Linked DNA regions of Homo sapiens: region 2 is linked to region 1. Evidence: chromatin contacts called from ENCODE Hi-C or POLR2A ChIA-PET data. All regions are on one chromosome and are shown on one strand. The core of a region is the stretch at or near the end of the contact, and the rest is flanking DNA. Distances in the headings are between cores, read along the strand shown.

The links. A loop is a pair of places that touch in the nucleus more often than their neighbours do. ChIA-PET counts read pairs that join two places held with the same protein, here RNA polymerase II (POLR2A). Pooled maps may share reads with other maps.
Region 2: a loop to region 1 is called in a map of naive thymus-derived CD4-positive, alpha-beta T cell, with 20 times the contacts of the local background. The contact joins the promoter of PARK7 here to the promoter of LINC01134 in region 1. A Hi-C loop is called at or near these places in 1 of 168 maps with a recorded cell type or tissue (naive thymus-derived CD4-positive, alpha-beta T cell), 1 of 37 single-sample maps with no recorded cell type and 9 of 50 pooled maps. POLR2A ChIA-PET finds 5 or more read pairs at or near these places in 2 of 52 experiments (GM12878 and HEK293).

The regions. Positions count from the first base shown.
Region 1 is chr1:3,896,712-3,903,337 of GRCh38, reverse strand. It overlaps LINC01134 (long intergenic non-protein coding RNA 1134), which reads right to left and starts at 2,934. Exons shown (of 4, transcript NR_024455.1): 1 at 2,707-2,934. It overlaps C1orf174 (chromosome 1 open reading frame 174), which reads left to right and starts at 3,066. Exons shown (of 4, transcript NM_207356.3): 1 at 3,066-3,166. The coding sequence starts at 3,152. RefSeq lists silencers at 1,986-2,165, 3,246-3,315 and enhancers at 2,366-2,625, 2,265-2,834, 2,835-3,403, 3,404-3,974.
Region 2 is chr1:7,957,116-7,963,443 of GRCh38, reverse strand. PARK7 (Parkinsonism associated deglycase) reads right to left here and starts at 1,733. Exons shown (of 7, transcript NM_007262.5): 1 at 1,651-1,733; 2 at 569-681. The coding sequence starts at 658. RefSeq lists enhancers at 1,293-1,352, 1,403-1,452, 1,653-1,702, 1,098-1,881, 2,083-2,182 and 1 more and a silencer at 1,833-1,932.

The DNA of each region.
Region 1 (6,626 bases), core at 1,685-4,184:
AGACAACATTGGTGAAGGGAAGGAGAGTGCCCTTTGGGATGTTAAAAGTCCACATGGCTCGGAGCCCAGAGCCCCCATCGGGCGGGCGAGGCCAGGCAGTGAGGCATTTACATCAACTGGCACCAACCACAAACAAGACAGGCAAACACCAGCCAAGCCCCAGTGGATGAAAACTTTGAGCTCCCAAGGACTGGGAAATAAAACCACTGAACCAAGCTTATTATGAAATCAATCTCTGCGAAAATGGGACAGGCTAGGTGTTTAACAAAGTATCGCTCGCTCTCATTTTTTTCTGAACAGCTGGCAGCGATTATATTAAGTTTCCATTTCAAACGCATTTCCTGCCAGTTACACATTTGTCTCCTCCCCTTCTGTACAACATGGATAATAACACGGGAGAAGCGCAGGGCTAGGAAGAGAGAGGGTACAACAGCCAGGTAGGACATGTGTGTGTGTGTGTACACCAGGGCTGCAAGCATCTTCACTCACTGCCGAAAGCAAAACCCCACGTGCAGTCTAATTTGAGGGCTCCACCTAATTACCAAACGTCACACTTCTAAAGAGAGTGGAGGCTGCATAGAGCTCAAGCTGGCAGGATCCTTAAATACTCTCCCTTCTCAGGCACTAAAAGGAGGCATCAGCTGCATGTCTGGGCTTTGAGAGAGTCATACCGTAAGAGAAGGCACACTGATGCTTTTGGAAGAGATTATGAATCACACCCTGCCTTGGAACAGTGCACAGAGGGACCCTGAGCAGGCCATGAAGCCACAATGCAATGCAGTTCACTTTTCAACCTTTGTAGTTTAAGTGGAAAACCTAATGCTTCTGACAAAACTGCCTGATTTAAATGTTCTCACTTGAAAAAAAAAATAATGATTTAAAAAGGAAATAAGACTCCCATTTATTTGCAAAGCACAGTACGGGCTGCTGGGTGCACCCTGCGCCCGAGCACCTGGGAGCCAGCCCTGGACTGCGCAGCCACCTGCGGGCGGAGAGGGGAGGGGCCAGGTGTCCTCGGCCTCTGATGTGGCTTCCACCCTGCGCCCTTTTCTGAAGACACACATCCTAGAGCCCAGAGAACTTGAGGGCTGGAGGGTTTAAGGCAAGGCTGGATTTCATTTCTATGTTGAAATTCTTAAGAACAGAACAGTGTGCCGAGCGCGGTGGCTCACGCCTGTAATCCCAGCATTTTGGGAGGCCGCAGCAGGCGGACCACGAGGTCAGGAGATCGAGATCATCCTAGCTAACACGGTGAAACCCCGTCTCTACTAAAAATACAAAAAAATTAGCCGGGTGTGGTGGCGGGAGCCTGTAGTCCCAGCTACTCGGGAGGCTGAGGCAGGAGAATGGCGTGAACCCGGGAGGCAGAGCTTGCAGTGAGCCGAGATTGCGTCACTCCACTCCAGCCTGGGCGACATAGCGAGACTCCCGTCAAAAAAAAAAAAGAAAAGAAAAGAACAGTGGGCCTGGCACGGTGGCTCACGCCTGTAATCCCAGCACTTTGGGAGGCCAAGGTGGGCGGATTATTTGAGGTCAGGAGTTCGAGACCAGCCTGACCAACATGATGAAACCCCATCTCTACTAAAAATACAAAAATTAGCCAGGTGTGGTGGCGCCTGCCTGTAATCCCAGCTACTCAGGAGGCTGAGGCAGGAGAATGGCTTGAGCCCATGAGGCGGAGGTTGCAGTGAGCTGAGATCGCGCCACTGCACTCCAGCCTGGGTGACAGAGCGAGACTCCGTCTCAAAAAACAAACAAACAAACAAAAAAACCCACAACAGAACAGTGGTCCTCAGCTTTACAAACACCTCCCTCAGCGGCGGCCAAAGAGGACGCATCACAGCAGCCCAGGCCTGCTAGGGGCGTGTTTGCTGGAGGAGGCGTGGCCGCCGTGTGTCCATCCAGACCTGATAGGGCGCGGCCATTGGAGGAGGCGTGGCCGCTGCGGGTCCACCCAGGCCTGCTAGGGGCGTGGCCATTGGAAAAGGCGTGGCCCCTGCGAGTCCACGTTGGCCCCGGAGAGTAACGGGACGGCGGAGGGGTCATTTCCCGCCTTGCACGTAACGGGGGACGAAAACCGGCCCCCAGCCCGACGCCGGACCCTGGCCTCCTGGGCCCACCGACGGCCTCCACTAAGGCCCCCTCCCGCCCGCAACGTGGGGGACAGCTGAGGCCACTTCCCGGGCGGGCCACCCCAACCCAAAGCGGCATGTCGCGGGGCAGCACAGCCTGCGACAAGCGCGCAAAGCTCCCCAGCGGGACCGCAGCACGGGCAGGCCTGGGAGTCCCTCGCGCTGCTCAAGGCCGCTAACCGGCACTCAGAAACCAGCGCTCTGCGGCACTGGAGAAAGCACTTCCCGCCCTCCTGCAGGCTGTTAGCCAGGGGATGCAAGGGGAGGGGCCCCTCACGGACGTCCCGCCCGCCCCTCTCAAACATGGCGGCCACAGGCGCACCAAAGGAAGAGCCCCTCACAAACATGGCCGTCCGCCCCTCTCATACATGGCGCCAAAGAGGCTTCAAGGGAAGCGCCCCTCACGAACATGGTTGCCTGCCCCTCTCAAACATAGCGGCCACAGGCGCACCAAGAGAAGCGCCCCTTACAAACATGGCCGTCTGCCCCTCTCAAACATGGTGGCCAAAGAGGCTTCAAGGGAAGAGCCCCTCAAGAACATGGTTGCTCCCCCCTCAAGAACATAGTTGCCCACCTCGCTCAAACATGGCGGCCACAGGTGCACCAAGGGAAGCGCCGTTCACGAACATGGCCGTCTGCCCCTTTCAAATATGGCGAACACAGAAGCTACAAAAAAAGCACCCCCCGCAAACATAATCTCTCAGGCCTGCCACGGGCGTGGGAAACATAGCGGCTACAGGGGTGCCAAGGGACGCGCCCTCATGAACATGGCCGGCCACAGGCCGACTTCCTGCTCCAGTGTCCCACCACTGGCCCAAGGCCTGTGACCTTCGCCCGCCGCTTACGAAAGAGCCAACACGGGGGGGGGGGGGGGGGGAATCACATGACGAGGGTGCTGCACTGTGATTGGCTGTGCTGACGTCGGACGCCGCCGCGGCGCGCTCTGCAGACTCCGGGTCGCCGCTCCGCCGGGACGCGTTGGCCGGGGCGCGCGGTGCTTGGCTGCGGTGCTCACACTCATGAGGAGCCGGAAGGTGAGGGCTGGGTCCCGGCAGCAGCTGCGCCGGGCAGGGCGGGGACTCTGGGTCACCTGCTGTCTGGAGAACCGGGGCGGGGTCACGGGGTGCCTGTGGCCTAGGAGCGGCCTCCGCTTGGGCCTCGCCCCCGGCAGTAGTTGGGGGGCTCCAGGCCACGCTCCCGGGAGAAGGAGGGCTGCCAGGTCACGCCCCTGTGAAAAGGGGGCTCCGGGCCACGCCCTCGGAAGAAGTGGAGCTCACAGGTCACGTCCCCGGGAGAAGGGGGCTCCCAGGTTACCCACCCCCGCAGAATGGGGCCTCTGGGCCACACCCCCGAGAGAAGGGGAGCTCCCAGGCCATGCCCGCGGGAGAAGGGGGGCTCCGGTCCACGCCCTCGGGAGAAGTGGAGCTCACAGTTCACGTCCTGGGCAACAGGGGGCTCCCAGGTCACGCCCCCTTGAAGGGAGGTTTCGGGCCACTTTCCTAGGAAGGTGGGGCACCCTCTCCAGAACTGGTTTCAACTCCTGGTAGTGCTAGATGCTGCAGAGCTGAGTTTGTGCCCCTCAACTGCTGCCACTCCAATGGACGTCACACAGCAAGTGACCTCAGCTTGGCCCCATCTACTGAATGTGCTAAAAGTGGGGTGATGAGGGATCCACCAAGAGGGTGGTGAGGATTGAAGGGGGGTGCCAGTGTCTGGCAAGGGGCAAGTGCTCATTGCGTGGGTGTAACAGTTAAGGCGAAGGACCCTTTTCACAGTGGACCCGGCGCGGGTCCCGGTCCACTTGGGAGGCTCTGAGCTGCATGGAGGCTCTCCTGGTTTGTTCAAATGGAGTGGCCACTTGTGAATTCCAACTCCTTTTACTATTTTTATCTTTGAACCAAAACTTGTCTCCTGTAGGCACATATACTTGGATCTTTTTTAAAATGCAGTCTGGTAGTTTCTGCCTTTTGATTGAATTGTTTAGCCCATGCACATTTAATATTATTGATACACTGTAGTTAGGTTTACATTTGCCATTTTACTTTTTCTTTTCTTTATACAAGTCTGTCTTTTTCTTCCCCTGTTCCTTCTTTAAGTGGATTAAAGTGAATATTTCCTAATGTAGCATTTTAATTTAATGATTTTTTTTCCACAACTTTTTTGGGTTTTTTCCAGTGCTTTATGTTTTACCGTATACAGCTTAATCTTCATATTCTCCATATACATCTTAAGCTTCAGATTTGTACTAGGTTAATTCCAAGTGATACAGAAATGTTACTCTTATATGGTTATTTTTGTGGTATTTTGTTATATGTATTACATCTGATAATGTTACAAACTCAACAGTACTGTGTTATCATTATTACTTTCTGTCTGTGGTCATTTCCTTAGCCAGCAGGGGTTTGCTTTCACCCACTTTGTTTTGTTATTGGCAAATATAGTACATGTCTGTATATATTATACACATATTACTGTATACAATTGCTTTTTAAATTAAGAGAAGGAGGTAGAGGAATAGGCATTTAAACTATATAAGAACATAATTACCTTTACTGGTGCTGTTTTTGTGTGTGTGTGGTTTTGAATTACTGTCTGGGGTCACTTGCTTTCAGCCTGATGAACTTCTTTTAGTGTTTCTTGTAAAGTGAGTTTTGTTGTTGTTGTTGTTGTTGTTGTTGTTGTTGTTGTTTTTGCTTTGAGACCAGAGTCTCACTCTGTTGCCCAGGCTGGAGTGCAGAGGTGTGATCTCGGCCCACTGCAACCTCTGCCTCCCGGGTTCAAGTGATTCTCACCTCAGCCTCTGGAATGGCTGGGATTACAGGAGGCTGCCACTACGCCCGGCTAATTTTTGTGTTTTTACTGGAGACAGGTTTTCACCATGTTGGCGAGGCTGGTCTAAAACTCCTGACCTCAGGTGATCACTGCCTCAGCCTCCCAAAGTGGTGGGATTACAGGCATGAGCCACCATGCCCAGCCCATTTTTGAAGTATAGCTTTGCTGGATATAGGATTCTTGGTTGACAAGTTTATTTGAGCATGTTGAATATGTTTGAATATTCTCCATTGTTTCAGTCAGTTCATTTATTGAGGTTCCCTTCTAAGTGGCTTTCTTCTTGGGGCTTTCAAGGTTTTGTTCTCTTTCAAGATTTTGCCTTTGATCTTTGTATTTTTACAGTGATGTGTCTGTGGATCTCTTTGCATGTATCCTATTTGGAGTTCTGTTCATTAAGATTCCTGGATATGGGGCCAGGCACGGTGGCTCACGCCTGTAATCCCAGCACTTTGGGAGGCTGAGGCAGGCGGATCACAAGGTCAGGAGATTGATACCATCCTGGCTAACACAGTGAAACCCTATCTCTACTAAAAATACAAAAAATTAGCGGGGCGTGGTGGCGGGCGCCTGTAGTTCCAGCTACTTGGGAGGCTGAGGCGGGAGAATGGCATGAACCTGGGGGGCGGAGCTTGCAGTGAGCCAAGATTATGCCACTGTACTCCAGCCTGGGCGATAGAGTGAGACTCCGTCTCAAAAAAAAAAGATTCCTGGATATATAGGTTAATGTTTTTCTGTAAATTTGAGAAGTTCTCAGCCATTATTTCTTCAAATATTTTTTCTGCTCCTTTCTCTCTGCATTCCTGGTGGTTCTTATTTTGTGTATGTTAGTGCACTTAATGATGTCCAGCATTTCTCTGCAGCTTGCTTTATTTTTCTTCGTTCTTTTTTTCTCTGTGTTCTTCAGCATGCATAATCTATCGATCTGTCTTCAAGTTTGCTTATCCTGCCAGTTCAGTTCTACTATTAAGCCCTTCTAGTGAATTTTGTTATTTCAGGTTTTGTACTTTTCTACTCCAGAATTTCCATTTGGTTTTTAAGTAATTTATCTTTATTGATAGTCTCTTTGATGCAGCATTATCTTATGTTTCTTCTTTATTCATGATCTTGATATTGTTTATCATGGCTACCTTGGTCCTTTATATATGTATAAATCCAACATCTGGTCACTCTCACAGACAGCTTCTGTGGCCTGCTTTTATTCCAGTGTATGAGCCTACTTTTCTTTTTCTTTGAGTGCTTCATAATTTTTTGTTGGAATTATGCCTTCATAATTTTTTTGACATTTTAGATAATACATTTTAGCAATTCTGGGTACTGTCCCCAACCCTGGGGCTTGTCATTGTTAATATGCTTATTTGTTTAGCAACTGGGTAGATTGTTTTGATAAAGTATATTTCCCCTGCCACAGTGTTCAGCCTGTGATGTTGCTGGTGGGGGGTGGCACCCAGCCACTCTGGATGACAGTGGTTTTAGTGAGGTCCTTTTCCTCTTTCCCTGACCACATCCAGCTGTTGAACTTCGCTAATGCCAGGTTATTGTGCTGTTCTCAGCAACAGCCTGGGCATAAGTTGCTCTACAAACTAATCCAATCAAATTGTGGCTTCTTCGAAGGGATACTTTCTAAGGTCAGTGTTTGGTTAGTTTGTTCTGTGTCCAAGAGGC
Region 2 (6,328 bases), core at 484-2,983, 4.1 Mb before region 1:
CCACTGCGTTCCAGGCTGAGCGACACAGAGAGACACCATCTCAAAAAAAAAAAAAAAGAAGAAAAAAGAAATGGGTCTAAGGACAGTGCAGTGGCTCACGCCTGTAGTCCTAACACTTTGGGAGGCCTGAGGCGGGTGGACAACTTGAGCTCAGGAGTTGGAGAGCAGCCTGGGCAACATGGCAAAACCCTGTCTCTACAAAACATACAAAAATTAGCCAGGTGTGGTGGCACGCATCTGTAGTCTCAGCTATTTGGGAGGCTGAGGTGGGAAGATGGTTTGGGCCCAGGAGGCAGAGACCGAAATGAGCCAAGATCCTGCCATCGCACTCCAGCCTGGACGACAGAGCTCAAAACAAAAGAGAAATGGGTCTGAAGGAAATATGGCAAGACATTAACAAGCGTTAAATGTGAGCAGTGGATCAACAGGTATTTATTCTTATGTCATCTCTGAAATTTTGTGTATATTTGAAATATTTCATAGAGCACTTTGAATATTTTATTCAAAATGATTTAAAAATCCAAAAACATTTAAAACAGGAATGGCTAAAAATCGATGTGGGACTTACCCCAGCTCGCCTCATGACATCTACAGGGATGACCGTCTCCATTTCCTCTGCTCCTTTAGCCAGGATGACCAGAGCTCTTTTGGAAGCCATTTTTATGTTATATGTTTACAAGCCTTAAAAAAAAAAAAAAAAAAAGATTTCAAAAAACTTTCATTGCAACCCTGAGATACCCCAAAATTTAAAGTTTAGGAGCATTTTCAAGCAGAGTAAGTACTTCCTAGGGAAACGGTTTTCATAGACAACTGAATACGAAAAAAGCAGCAGTTTAGTTATCTTAACGTTGATTTGTATAGCAGTTTTAATTGCTCTGAGATGAAAACATAATGAGGGTGCTAAAAGGTGTAGTATTGCTTAGATTTTCTTCTACCATGTTCTCTTAAATCCAACTTTAATAGTATGTTGCAAATGGGTTTTTTAAAAATACAAGTACGTGGGTCTCCTGCATTTCACACAATGCGGGGAAACAGTCTTTTTTGAAGCACTGTTTCAGAGAAACGACTAAACTGAATTTCATGGGCAAAAATTTAAATGTGGTCTTTCGCAATTAACTTGTAATTTTTTGGAGGGGATTTTTGTTTTCTTAGTTATAACTGTACTAAAAAATTGTGTGTGGGGGTCAACAGTGTTAAATGTCTGAACACTTTTTTTAATGACTGAGAAAGATGGAAATCCCCTCACTGAAGTCAACCCAACTACATCTGTCTCTCTGCGCGGAGTTCTCACTGCCAACGACAGCAGCTCAACGAGGTTCCGAATTTTTTTTAGCCTATTTACAGATTATCTGGAGGGTTTACCGTCCACGCAAAACAGAGTTTAATAAAACGGCTAGCCAGTTCCATGCCGGCGAGAGGTTAGGCAGAAGATTCTGGACGCTTCAGCGTTGCCACCACGCTGGCGGTCAGTCAAATCCAACGCCAGCGACAGGGCCCGACTGGGAGGCCGGAAGCGAGGGCGGCCCCGACCCAGGCCCCGCGCCGGTTCTGAGCCAGCGGGACACCGTCCAGCACAGGGACACCGTCCAGCACCCCCACGCCGCCCAGCGCCACGGCCCACACATGCGCCGCGCCCCCGCTGGCGCTGACCTGCACCCCGCGCCTCTTCCTGCGGACGCGGCGCCCCGGCCCGTTGGGTACCACTCACCCCACACCAGGCTGAAAATGAACGCACGCCAGCACGCACGCGCGCCGTCCGGCCTCCCTCAGCCCCACACTGCGCAGACTCACGCCGCCTTGGCCTCACGCTGCGTCACGTCCGGCCGAGTCTACCTCGGACTGAGGCGGGGGTGGCACCGGGGAGTTTCTAGCTGGACAGCCCTGGGTGAGGCGGCTCGGTCCCACATGGTACCCCCCACGAATGGCACAGTCCGGCCTGCCCCGGCGCCCGCGGGGCTTAACAGTCTCTACCGCCACCCTCCGTGAGGAGCCGGTCTCTGGAACTGCCGAGGGACTGGGGTTGTCAGAGGGGTTCCTTAGTTCGCGCTCCGTGCACGCCTGCTCCCTTTGCGTTGTTCCTTTTCTGGCGCGCCTTCCCGTTTCGCCTCTGGTCTGTTAGGACTCTGGTCCAGGCCTCCCGGACCTCTCCCCCACGCCTGGTCTCCCGATCTCGGGCGACTCTGCCGCATTTATTCACACCCGGATGTCTCAGGGGTGTGAGTTTTTTTCTCAGCATTGTTTGTTTTCTTTAACGATCCTGATGCTGCTGCACCCACAGGACTAGAGCAGTGCTGCGCACATAAGTCTAATAAGTACCAAGTTGGTCAGATGTATTTACATCATAATCTCAAGTTGTATTTATTGATATGTAAGAGACGTATGTGTTTTCTGGGTACATGTGGTATTTTGATACTTTCATATAATGTGTAATGATTAAATCAGGGTAAATGAGATCTCTATCACCTTAAACATTTGTCTTTATACTGGGAACATTCCAGTTACTCTCTTCAATAATAACATTTTAAAATATACAACAGATTACTGTTAACTATAGTCACCCTACAGAACTCTGCCAACGCTAGGTCTTATTCCCTCTTAAGGAGAGCACAGATCACCTGGTGACCATCAAGCAGGCCCCTTATCTGAGGAATTTAGAAGTAATTAGATATCCCTATTATCTAAAGTTGGCACCTGGTACCAGGTTAAATCAAAGGAAATAGTTAAAGCCCAAAATTCTTGAATGAGCTTAGAAGGATCCTGGCTAAATGAACGCAACTTGGATTGAATTTGCAAAAAATGAGACATTCGAAAAGGGACATGAAAAATCCACCGCGGCATGCTCAGTTCTCTCTTGCTGAGGCTGCACTCTTCTGCAGCGTTCTAATAAAACTTTCCTTTTTCAAACCTATATTGTTGTCGATAAATTCTTCTTACCAACCAGCAAGTCGACCACTTTCTGATGCTGGGGCTCTTGACACCTTGCCCAGCACTTCTACCAATTTTTGTACCTATTAATCACCCTGTTCATCCCCTTCTCCTGGCTACCCTTCCTGGCCTCTGGTAACCACCAACTTATCTTCATGATATCCACTTTTCAACTTCCCATTTATGAGTGAAATCATGTGATGCTTGTCTTTCTTTGCCTGGCTTGTTTCACTTAACATAATGACCTCCAGTTCCATCAATGTTGTTGCAAATAGGATTTTATTATTTTTTATGGCTGAATAGTATTCATTGTGTATATTTACATTTTATTTATCCAGTCATCCATTGATGAACATTTTGGTTGATTCCATATTTTGACTGTTGTGAACAGTGCTACAATAAGCATAGGAGTGCAAATATCTCTTTGATATATTGATTTTCTTTCTTTTTTTTTTTTTTTGAGACTCCATCTTGCTCTGTCGCCTAGCCTGAAGTGCAGTGGCACCATCTTGGCTCACTGCAACCTCTGCCTCTGTGTTGAAACAATTCTCGTGCCTCAGTCTTTCGAGTAGCTGAGACTACAGGTGTGTGCCACCATGCCTGGCTAATTTTTGTATTTTTAGTAGAGACAGGGTTTTACTATGTTGGCCAGGCTGGTCTTGAACTCCTGACCCCAAGTGATCTGCCTGCCTCGGCCTCCCAAAGTGCTGGGATTATAGGCGTGAGCTACCGTGCCTGGCCCTTCCTTTCTTTTTGGTATATACCGGTAGTGGGATTGCTGGATCATATGGTAGTTATGATTCCAGAACTTATGATTTCTCAGAAGTTAATCTTCTGAGGATTCCATATTGTTTTCCATAGTGGCTGCACTAATTGAGATGCTCGCCAACAGTGTATGAGGTTCCTTCTTCACATCCATCTCAGCATGTTATTCCCTTTTTGATAAAGGCCATTTTAACTGGGATGAGATGATATCTTACTGTCTTTATTTGCATTTCTCTGATTAGTGACATTGAGCCCTTTTTCATATCTCTTGGCCATTTGTATCTCTTCAGAAATGTCTATTCAGATCTTTTGCCCACTTTTAAATCTGATTGTTTTCTTGCTATTGAGCTCCTAATATATTCTAGTCATTAGTCCCTCATCAAATGGATAGTTTGCAAATATTTTCTCCCATTCTGTGTGTTGTCTCTTTGCTTTGTTGTTTCCTTTGCTGTGCATATACTTTTTAGTTTGATGTAATTCCATTTGTCTGTTTTTGCTTTTGTTGTCTGTGCTTTGAGGTCTTTGCCCAGATCAATACCCTGGAACATTTCCCCAGTGTTTTCTTTCTTTTCTTTTCTTTTTTTTTTTTTTTTGAGATGGAGTCTCGCTCAGCCGCCTAGGCTGGAGTGCAGTGGCGCAATCTTGGCTCACTGCAACCACTGTCTCCTGGGTTCAAGCGATTCTCTGTCTCAGCCTCCCGAGTATCTGGGATTACAGGCACCCTCCATCATGCCTGTCTAATTTTTGTATTTTAGTCCAGACAGGGATTCACCATGTTTCCCAGGCTGGTCTCGAACTCCTAACCTCAGGTGATCCACTTGCCTCAGCCTCCCAAAGTGCTGGGATTACAGGTGTGAGCCACCGTGCCTGGCCCCCCCCCCCCCAGTGTTTTCTTCTAGTAATTTCTTTTCTTTTCTTTTTTTTTTTTTTTTGAGACAGAGTCTCGCTCTGTTGCCCAGGCTGGAGTGCAATGGTGCAATCTCAGCTCATTGCAACCTCCGCCTCCCAGGTTCAAGCAATTCTCCCACCTCAGCCTCTAGAGTAGCTGGGATTGCAGGCACCTGCCATCATGCCTGGCTAATTTTTGTATTTTTAGTAGAGATGAGCTTTCACCATGTTGGCCAGGCTAGTCTCAAACTCCTGACCTCAAGTGATCTGCCCACCTCGGCCTCCCACAGTGCTGGGATTACAGGTGTGAGCCACAGCACCTGGCCTAAATACATCAGTGTTTTTAAGGTTTCAATTTAGATATTAAAATCGCGTTTCTGGCCAGGCGCGGTGGTGCGTGCCTGTAATCCCAGCACTTTGGGAGGCCAAGGTGGGCAGATCACGAGGTCAAGAGATCGAGACCATCCTGGCCAACATGGTGAAACCCGGTCTCTACTAAAAATACAAAAATTAGCTGGGCATGGTGGCTTGCACCTGTAGTCCCAATTACTCGGGAGGCTGAAGCAGGGGAATTGCTTGAACCTGGGAGGCGGAGGCTGAAGTGAGCTGAGATCGCACCACTACACTCCAGCCTGGGTGACAGAGCGAGACTCTTGTCTCAAAAAAAAAAAAAAAATCACGTTTATTTTCTTTGTTTTGTTTTTGTTTTTGTTTTGAGACAGAGTCTTGCTCTGTCATCCAGGCTGGCGTGTAGTGGCACCATCTCGGCTCACTGCAACCTCTGTCTCCCAGGTTCAAGCAATTCTCGTACCTCAGTCTCCCGAGTAGCTGGGACTACAGGCGTGCACCATCATGCCCAACTAATTTTTGTATTTTTATTAGAGACGGGGTTTCACCATGTTGGCCAAACTGGTCTCAAACTCCTGACCTCAAGTGATCTGCCCACCTCGGCCTCCCAAAGTGCTGGGATTACAGTTGTGAGCCACTGCACCTGGCCACATTTATTTCAAGAAATAAATTTTTTGTTAGTTTACAAAGCACTTTGGTATATTTCATGTGATTCTTACAATGATGGTGAGTGTGTTATTTTATTTAATTTTAAAAATTGGAGCTGTGCGGGGTGTCTCATCCCAACACTCTGGGAGGCCGAGGCGGGAGGATTGTTTGAGCCCAGGAGTTGGGGACCAGCCTGGACAACATGGCAAGACCCTGTCTCTACAAAAAATTTTAAAAATTACACGCCTATGGGTCCCAGCTACTTGAGAGGCTGACAGCGCAGCGGGGGAATCACTTGAGCCCAGGAGGTCAAGGCTGCAGTGGGTCATGATCTCATGCCACTGCACTCCAGGCTGGATGACAGAGTGAGACTGTGTCTCTAAAAAAAAAAAAAAAAAATGTGAATAATTGATGAACACTGAACTTGTGCAAAAGTCTGAAATGTCTTTAATCATATGACATTTAAGAAGAAACTTTTAGGAGTTCTGGAATGACTTCACTTTTGGCTATTTGCAAAGGAAGCAGCTGTGAAGGAGTGTGGAAAACAGGAATGACAGAGAAAGAGGAAAGACAAGTGGTCAGATGTGTGCTTCTAGAACCAAGGAGGGATACAGTTAGATGGAAGGAAAACCAAAAGAAGACAGGCTTTTTTGATCCAGTCTGCGTGGTAAACTTTTTTTTTGAGTCTCTCTGTCACCCAGGCTGGAGTGTGGGGGCATGATCTTAGCTCACTGCAACCTCTGCCTCCGGGGTT